2 separate regions of the Homo sapiens genome follow, and region 2 is linked to region 1. Evidence: chromatin loops called from intact Hi-C (ENCODE). Cell type or tissue: endothelial cell of umbilical vein. All regions are shown on one strand.

Region 1 (5,000 bases):
GGCGTTGTGTGCTGCAAACATTGTTTAGAGTCTTATTTTGTTTAATATGGGTGTGTGATTTCTAGACACAGAGGGTTGTTTAAAAAGATAGGATGTATGCCCTGTGAGTCTCTTTTACTTAAAATGGCAGGATTAATATTCATGTAACACTACACACAGGGGCACAGCTGTGGGATTTTAGAGCTCTGTATTCCATTCCCGTAAACTAGCCAGTTTCAGAACCTCTGCTTAATCACACTGACCACTGCAACTCAGATTATGATTTTTACAGCTAGTGCCACAACACCAATTTTCCCACAGCATTTCTCACCCTCTCCCCTTCCCTCTTAATCCTTCTTCACCTTTGCCTCCTGGGAAGATCTGGCAATATTCAAATAGGACAGAGAATGCTTGATTTCAGAAAGAAATGAAAATACATCTGTTGCCATTGCAACAGATAAGCAACCAGACGGCCCTTTTCAACCGGGAGAGATTTTAGGCATCACTCCCTTTAATGGTGAGTAAAGCCATTGTTTTCAGGTTTTGTTAATTTGTGATGCCCCCAACTGCCCTCTCTCATTTGATCAAGGACATGTGGACAGCTCAGTCTGGTAAAATAACTGACACAAAACTCATGAGGGCCAGCCGGCTGTCCTAATGAGCAGAAGGCAAAAACATGAAAGAACAACAAGGTGCAGGGGTCACAGAATACACAACACACAGGAGCTCCACCACGAATCCGTCTCATGTCCTCCTCGCTGCTTAACCGCCCAGGGTGAGAGGGGAAACTGAATACCCCATTCCTACCCCGGAAAGAGAAATGAGTTGAGGTAAGGAGAAGTAACAGCCTTCCCTTCCCAAGAATCCTCCTCTGCCTTACCGCCACAGTACAGGCCCTTGAAGGCCCTTAATTGCTGATGGGGATGGAGCAGCTAGAATCACCTTGGGAGCTTTTAAATATCCTGATTCCCAGGCCACAGCCAGGCCAATTAAATTAGACTCTGGGGAATATCACCATTTAAAAAAGAGAAAGAGAAAAAAGATCCAGGTAACTCCAGTGTGCAGCCAAGTCTGAGACCCAGTGGGCTAGTCTGAGCAAGCTGGAGAAGAAATAAGTGCGGCATCTGACAAGGGGATGAAGCTCCACTCTCCCCAAGGATACTTAGGAGCGAGTTGTTGTTGCAGAGAGAGGGGAAGAAAGGGAGCAGGAAGAACAAAGTTGCCCCTTCCTGTCTTTTTCTAAGTCAACTGCAGTCTCCACCCATCCAGTGCGGGTAACCTAGGCTTCCACACGCAGCTCGGGGTGGGGGGAAGTGGGTCCCCTGGTCTGGGGTCCTGGGCAGGGTGAGGTGACCGCTGGGAGCGCTACCCTGCGGCGCATCAACAGCCTCAGGCGTGGGCCCTGCACTCTCCAGAGAAGGCGGCGGCTGCCGGGTGGAGAGCAATTTGGGGACGCAAAAGAAAGCTGGCTCGGGCGCAGGTGGCGCTCGCAGCCCCAGCCCACAGTTGAGCCAATCGCGGGCGCAAGCGCAGCCTGGTGGCGGCGGCGGTAACGGAGCGCGGGGCTCTGGCAGGAGCCGGCGGAGGCAAAGGCAGCGCCAACCGAGAGCCGCGCGCAGGCTGGAGGGAGACCCGCGGCGAGGAGCCAGCGAGAGCGCTCGGCGCTGGGCTGTTTCCCGGCCGAGGGAGGCGAACTTCTCATGGGGAAGAAGTGGAGGGATGCGGCGGAAATGGAGCGGGGCTGCTCCGACCGCGAGGACAACGCGGAGAGCCGCAGACGCAGCCGGAGCGCCAGCCGGGGCAGGTTTGCCGAGTCGTGGAAAAGGTTAAGTTCCAAGCAGGGGTCCACCAAACGCTCGGGACTCCCGTCGCAGCAGACGCCGGTGAGTGGCCGGGGGAGAGCCCCAGTCTTTGCTTTCTTTTCTCCCTTCGCACGCGACTTGAGCCCTTTCCATGGTGCTGAACTTGCCTCCCTAAGGGTGAGAGCCAGGGAACTTGTGGCGCCGCTTCTAATGAAATAGAGTGCTGGGGGCTGTGAGGAAGGGCGAGAAGGAACGTCTTCCCTCCCTTCAGCAGGGGAGGGTCTCCTGACGTCTCTGGCGGCTCTGCAAAAATTGAAAACATGTTCGAGAGGCGAGGGGGCTCGCTGTTAGATCATAAGAGTTTTGCAGTTAACAGAGCGTGTGAGACGTTGTCGAGTGTATTGTGACTCCTGTGTACGTTCCCAAGGGTCTGTCTGTGCAGCATGTCGAAGGTACTCGGCCTCCGCTGAATGAGGGCGGAATAGAAAGGGCATGCCATATTTTTACTCTCTTAGCACTTGCTCTTTCCATCCCACACCCCCACCATTTTAATGGGAGCGTTTAATTGTTTGCAGGATGTCATTTGCATACAGAGAATAGCAAGAATATCCCAGGTGCTTGTAATCCTACTGCTTAACATATACAGCGTTCAGACAAGTTTTCCCATGTGTCAGCTCCTCTTCACTGTCTAATTAGTGCAATAAAAGCACTCCAGTGAAATTAATATAGGCATCATATGTGTGTAGAGAAGTGCAGTTGATAAAAAACTTTAGCTGCATTTGCATTTTGAGTATGTGAATATTATGTTTTCCTTTATCCCAGAGGGAGAGAACGCTGTTCTAGAAGAGAGTGCAAAGTCCTCCTGTTGCTCCTGGGGAAGGAGGATACACCACTTTTAACTTCCCAAACATCATTAAGAATACCAGCCTGTGTGTGTGTTTGTGTGTGTGTATTTGTTTTACATCCAAAGGGCTTGACAGCAGATGTTGTATATTGAAGAGACTTTGATTTAATTAAAAGAGAGAATGGTACATAAGCATTGATCCCACAGCGTGATTAATGTTACCCTGCTCTGTTTTTGGGAAGTCGTCATTGAAGGATAAAAATTAATCCCTGAAAAGTAAGATGTTTAAACATTACTTCCACAGAATGTAATATAAACATTTGAAATTTTTGGTGTGTTTATTTTGGTTGCTTGTTTACAAAAATGTTATGAAATTTCAGGTATTTTTCTCAAATACTTAATGTTTTTTGTGAGCAGGTTTTTTCATCTAAATATGGGTATAGCACCGCTAAAAAGGCAAGTGATTTTACTTCAGGTGTAGAAATATTGTTTAGAAATGTGTACTCGAAAATATTTTTTACAAAAGAATATTAATCTGAAGATAGGTTTTTCTGAAATAAATTATGTGGAAAATATAAAATTCATGACATCTGTTTTTTATCAAGTATGTGAACTAAAAATTCAATCCTCTTTTTAATAGGAAGTCTAAGTGTTAATCTAAGGAACTTCTTATGCTGCATTTTTTATTCTGTTCAACAGGTGTGTGCACAGTCTATATCAGGAACATATAAAATCTTCATATAACTATGTTATAAGTTAGAGTAAATGATTGCAGGTTTGTTACCTAGAATAAAAATGTGGGAAAAGAGCCTAAGAGGGTACCATGACAACCAGAGACATCTGGAAAAGTAACTATGTCCTCCTGTTTGCTAAGGGTGATGATGGTGCTGTAGTTCTCTGTAGTACTTGTTAATTGAAACATTAGTAATTCAGTTAAAAACCAGTTAAGGCAAAAGCCTGTGCTTATTCTCACATTGCATGGCAAGTTTGATATTGATTTTCTTCTAAAACCCTAATAATAAGTGCTTCTAGCTATAATTTTTAATTATCAGTGTTTTAAACAAAGATAGTGAGGTTTTGTAAATCTTAGAGCTAAGATGGTGGTTTTGAACCAAGGTTTGATTCTATAGTTGTTAACAAAGAGTTTTGACTTCATTTGTAAGTGAGACACCCAACTTATCTATGCAAACAGGAGGAAGGAAATCATAATGCTTATAGCAGACATGCTTATAAAAGTTTTTAATCTTTAATGTAAGATTTTTTCTCTCCCTTAAAGTGAGCTGTTAAAAAATAGCCTAACCTGTAAAGATTAAAGCAGTTAATATGATTAATGCTGTTCTTTATTTATTCTTATGAATAAATAAGATATTCCATAATGTAGCTGTGAATCTTATTCATTATGTGTTGTCCCCAAAATATTGTGGTATCCATCCTGACAAAGAAAATATGAGGGGTTCACTCTGTCTTTTGAAGACAAAATAGAAAAATGTGGAAAAATTTGATTAATAGTAAAACATGGGGGCTTTCATAAATCTTTTTTCTTTTGAGAATATAAAATAATTGTTTTTTTAATGTGACATTTGTTACTCTCTTCTCTGCTTTAGTTGGATTCTTGAAATCACTTCCAGTTAAAGTTATTCCGAGGGAATGATATAGTCCATGACTCTGTCCTCAAGGGGAATGATTGTATTAGTTTTTTTTTTTTTTTTTTTGAGATGTATTCTTGCTCTGTCGCCAGGCTGGAGTGCAGTGGCACAATCTTGGCTCACTGCAACTTCCGCCTCCCTGGTTCAAGTGATTCTCCTGCCTCAGCCTCCTGAGTAGCTGGGATTATAGGCACGCACCACCACACCCAGCTAATTTTTGTATTTTTGGTAGAGATGGGGTTTCACCATGTTGGCCAGGATGGTCTCGATCTCCTGACCTCGTGATCTGCCCGCCTTGGCCTCCCGAAGTGCTGGGATTACAGGTATGAGCCACCGTGCCTGACCTAGTTTTCATTTTCACTAGCAACAAAGCATTGCATACATCATAATTAATAGAAGATATTTTCTTTAGTAAGGAGAGTTCTGCTATACTCCTGGTATCCAGAAAGACTTTATTCATGATCTGAGGCATGCTCTTTTGGTATGTAAAGTGTAGGGGAGGTCGGCTTGACTTGACTTTGACAGTTAGATTTCCTACCTACTTATCACTAAATATGTAGGGGTTTTCTTAGAGGTTGGGTAACTCCATGATTTTGACGCTAATCTTAGAAACCCAAAAGTTGCATTTCTGGAAGTCTCTTTGGAGTAAATGAAGTCTTGATGCTCTTATGGAGTATGGCAGGCCTACAGTAGAAAATGTGTGCTATCCCTGCCACTGCCCACTTGGAT
Region 2 (5,000 bases), 59 kb before region 1:
TTTCATGAGACTTGTTCACTACCATGAGAACAGTATGAGGGTAAGTGCCCCCATGATTCAATTATCTCTCACTGGGTCCTTCCCACAACACATGGGAATTATGGGAGCTACAATTCAAGATGAGATTTGGGTGGGGACACAGCCAAACCGTATCAGATACTACCTTAGTCTTCTCTTGAGTATTATAAGAATGCCAGAAATGTTAGTTTCATTAGGATACTGCCTAGTATTTTAATTCTATCTTTTAGGTAAAAACCTTGTAATTCAGACTAAATATTTTATGCCACCCATGTTTGTTTATTATAACTACATATTTCCCAACTTCTTTGCTCACCATTCTTTTCTCAGACTTTCCTTCTAGGGACCATATATTTCCTTCTGGATGTTTCTTTGGTGAATGTCTGTTGATTGCAAATGCACTTTTTTCTTGTTCATCTAACTATTTAGAAATAGTTGTTTGGGTTATAGAATTCTAGGTTGGCTATTATTTTATCTCAGCACATTGGAAATATTATTTTATTGACTTCTAGCTTCATCATTGCTGTTGGAAAGTCTACTGTTAGGCAAATTGTCTTACTTCACAGAAGATCTGTGTCAGTCAGCCATTGTTGTGCAACAAACTACTCCTATAACACAGTGATTCATTTATTTTTATTCTTCCTGCATGTAGAGTGTGAGTCAGCTGAGTCAGATGAACTAGGCTGCACTTGGCTGAGCAACTGCGCTTCAAGTCCTAGGTCTGATTGAACTTGGCTCCTCACTGTGTGTTGGGCTCTTTTTAGCTCTGTCTATCTTCATTCTTGGCCAAAATATTAGTTATTATGACAATCATTCTTCATGAGACCAATTTGCATGCTGAATTTTCTAGAGTTAAATTGTTAAGTACATGGTAGAGTTACTAGAGAGAGGGAATAGAAAATGTACAATTAGAGGTAGAGAGAGACAGAGGAACACAGAATTTTTTACAAGTAGAATACCTTTAGAGACACTGCAGTTATTTCTCACCATCTAAGTAGAGGCTGACATGCTTACTTAACAAACTCTTGGATAAATCGTGGGTCAGCTGATTCCATTTAGCACATCGACTTCCACCCAAAATAACTTCATTACACTCTGTTGCTTCGTAAAAGTCTACAAATGGCTTTGATAGCTTATAAAGGGCATTCATAAAGTTGTAAACTATAATCTGCCAGTTGATTTAAGGTTTGACTTTTAGCAGACTTATGATCTAGCAGTATAAGAATAAGTTTAGCATAGCAAATTTTCTGGCAAAATGTGCAAGGCACAGGCTCAACTGGTTTCAAATGGGATCATCAAGTTGGTGATAACAGAGTGCAAGATTAATTAATGATTAGCAGAGAAGAGTACCATATGATTTTAAAATGATAATAGCATTCTTACTCTGAGATGTTTCCATTTGCTACAAATGCTCTAATTGTTATTAGATTAGATTAGCATTTGACTGGAATAACATTTCACCTTTTCCTCTTTAATTAGTGTTTTTACCTCTATTTGAGAGCTAATAAACATTTTTCTCACTCCTGTTACCTAAACACAAATGAAAATGAAAACATAATTAGTGTAAATATTCAGGTCTAACTACAGAGATCCATTGTTCTTATAAAACAGGTAAACAGGTGACACAAAACCATTTGGTTTGCACATAATAGTACCAAACCATTATCATTATTGGAACTAATTTGATGTGGCATCAGGCAAATGAAATGCAGTCATGGTTCCCTAGCACTAAATACTTTTGGAGATAGGCAAAACATTGGCAGATGACCTATAGCTGCCAACAATGGCAAAAGTGATGCCAGGACTTTTGCTGTCTCTTGAATTTTTTGTAAACATATAGGTGCTCTTCACCAAGTTAAAACATGAGTCATTTCGATTTTGTAAGCTGGTATTCAACTAAGCCTTACATTTGTATGATTATCATAATACTAATTGAAAGATAGAATTTTAGAAGTTAAAGTTCTGACTAACTTATATTAAGAAATCTCATGATATTTAGATGATAAAGCAGTATAAGGCAAGACCCATCCTCCAAGTTCAAATTCAGATTCTTAAAACTAAAGTTGCTTTAGCTTTTGTCTAGGACATGCAAGGAGAGTGTGAGGTCTTTTCCTTAGACCACTGGTCCTCTAACTTGAATGCAATTAGTATATTAAGCATTGCTTATTGAAACCTTAAATTCCTGGGACTCACCCCGAAGTTCCTGGTTCAGCGTGTGTTGGATGAACCTGAAAATAGGCATTTAAAATAAACACTTGAGGGGATTTTTTGAATGTGGTCATGAGCCCATACTTTGCTGTGCACTTCATTGGACCTTTCTGCTAAGAAGTAGAACTGTCTGAGAGAGATAAGAGGTGACATGTCTTATTATTGTGGTATCTAGATATTTCTCTTACCACCTCTTCTGCTTCATTAGGCAAAATATTTGACATAGGAGTGACCTAAGACAACTGTATCTTTAAAAATAACATATTACAAGCAAAGAAACAATAAAAAGAAAAGAATGATTTCAAAAACACAATTTGAGTAAGAAATCAAGACTGAGACAAATGAGAACAAATTTGTATACTATAAAACCTCAATTCTTTGTAATAATTTAACTACAGTCTTTGTTCAAAGTCTCCAGGCAGCTGAAACAGTAGGAACGTACAGTCAGTTCTCTGGCCAGTTATTATTGGCAAAATGAATGAAAAGTACCCATGCCTTCAAGGAAACAAAGCTTTTCCTGCCATTGCTTTGGCATAGTAAGGCACTGAGTAATGGGGCGTACCATGTCTTCAAGGGCATTCTTCATTGCCACAAAGCGATGTTCTAACTCAGCACTCTGCTGTTGACTCCCTACTCATGAGGATGTGGTGTACCTTAGTGTCAGTCTGGATACTGGAGATAGCCATCTGGCCCCTAAGAGCTCAGATCTTCTTCTTAGAAGCTGAAGATCAACATCCAAGGTATTTTCCTCTGACATACATATCTTTCTTCACTGTCCCCATCACTGGGAACAGTTACCTATAAAAGCCTACTCTCCTGCCCTGGGATTATGTTCTTTCAGCTATGAGAGTCCTGCACATGTCCTACCTTCTCCAGAATGCCCTCTACCCAGATTATGGTTGTTTCCTGGATTACCCTAACTCCATCAAGGGGGGATATAGTATGGAATCTTTGCAGTTGACATATGGGCCAGAATCATGTCACTTCGCCCATCAATCTTAGATTACATGCAACTTTCAGGCCTGGAAAGGGCAGAACAGGACTGAATTTTGCTCCTGACTGTTTCTTGCTAGTGAAGTTAATGGAATAAGAAGAATTCTAGAAAGCTGCTTTAGATCTTATCTGGAAAGCCTGCCTGCATAATGGAACCATTGCTATTCTTATGTGGGGGTGAAATGAGTAGTCATTTAGATGGTATGCTTGGAGGGGCAAAAAGAAAGCCCCACACCACAAAATAACTCCTTAAGTAATATGTAGTTCAGGTTTGAAATTCCACCATTAGGAATTTATTCCTTTGTGTTTATAACTTCCAACTCTGTGGAAGTTACAGGATGATTCAATGTGAGAATATTAATCAGTCCACTATTCTTTGTAACCAGGATTAATTGAGAACCCTGAGATTCTAGGGGCACAAGGAATTACAGAGGAATGTTGGTATAGAAGGGTTGCAGGAATAAGGGTATTTATTTCATGATTTTATCTAGGGCCATTCTTGCCTACCACACTAGTGTAGAGTGGTTTTTTGTCTGCAAGGTACCATGTAATCTTCTCATATTAATGTTAGGCAGGTAAACTGGAAACAAAAAGAAACCATTTAATATTAGGGATACTTTCAGAACATTTACATGCGTAGTGCTGATATATTTAAAAAGGGCAAGAGGAGATCATAGTTAACAACGGAAGCATGAAGAAGAGCATGCGGGACTGCATGGCACATGTAGTATAAATGAGTACCTTGAATAAATTTTGCCCCCAAATGACCATTATATTATTAGTGCATAGCGAGGCCAAATTCTTCTGAAAGAAGTTGCAGATCTGGAGTGGATTTTATCTAAGTATCATGGAAGGGACATTATTAGAGTGTCTCCTAGTCACTGGTCCCTATTTAATATGTCAAAATTTATGTTATGGCTCTTGGTAGACCTAATGCTTAATTCCCTGACAAATTCCCTGACAAAACTTGGGTGAAATGGAAATGTTATTCCATTTGAAAATGGACATTTACCATGGCCTCTTTGTTTCATAAAGCACATTTTGAAAGCATAGTAAGCAGTGATTGTTATTGCATGTGAAGATAAGCCAAGCTTTGTCAAGATTAACCTAAGTAAAGGTCCTAATTGTAAAAGAAAACTGTCCAACGAAATGACTGGTCTTTAAACATGTCAACTGCACATCAGAAAGGAAAATTACCTTAACTACATGAAGGGGATGTTGAAGGTACTCTTTTTTTTCTTGTTCCTTTTTGCCTATTAATATACATTGGTATACTTAAAATCTTTTAAAAATTTTACTGTGGTAAGAACTGATATACTTCTGTTCTATTTTGAAATTATCTAGAAGATGTTTATGCTTATACAAATATCCTCAAAACCTATTTGTCACTTGAGCCCAAGAGTTCAAGATTACAGTGAGCCATGATCACGCTACCGCACTCCAGTCTGGGTGATGAAGCAAGACTCAATCTCTAAACAAATAAACCAAAACAAACAAACAAACAAACAAAAACCTATTTGTAGACTAAAGCCCAATTTTCCTGATTATGAATTTAAAAAATGCATATTATATTATTATTTGATCAATTCCATGATCATTTCCATCTTCATAGATTTTAAAGAATTTATTTTTCCAGGGACATTTCAGGTTCACAGTAAAATTGAGAAGAAGGTAATATTTCTTATATATATCCTGCCCCCCACACATGCATAGCCTCCTCCATTATCAATATTCCCCACCAGAGTGGTACATTTGTTAACAACTGATGAACCTACACTGAC

The links. A loop is a pair of places that touch in the nucleus more often than their neighbours do. Peaks named below come from ENCODE experiments on the same cell type or tissue, not always from the same donor. Only the 100,000 strongest peaks of a DNase experiment are listed, where the experiment ranks them.
Region 2: it touches region 1 in a loop (4-fold over the local background); 1 of 110 quality-filtered maps calls a loop at or near these places.

The regions. Positions count from the first base shown.
Region 1 is chr9:71,443,515-71,448,514 of GRCh38, reverse strand. It overlaps a transcript of TRPM3 not described here. Among named protein-coding and RNA genes, the nearest start is that of CEMIP2, 320 kb to the left of the region's middle. In endothelial cell of umbilical vein, no CTCF peak of the experiment used is centred here; a DNase peak (open chromatin) is centred at 1,894; H3K4me3 peaks cover 375 bases; H3K27me3 peaks cover 488 bases.
Region 2 is chr9:71,502,682-71,507,681 of GRCh38, reverse strand. No RefSeq gene overlaps it. Among named protein-coding and RNA genes, the nearest start is that of CEMIP2, 260 kb to the left of the region's middle. In endothelial cell of umbilical vein, no CTCF peak of the experiment used is centred here; no DNase peak of the experiment used is centred here.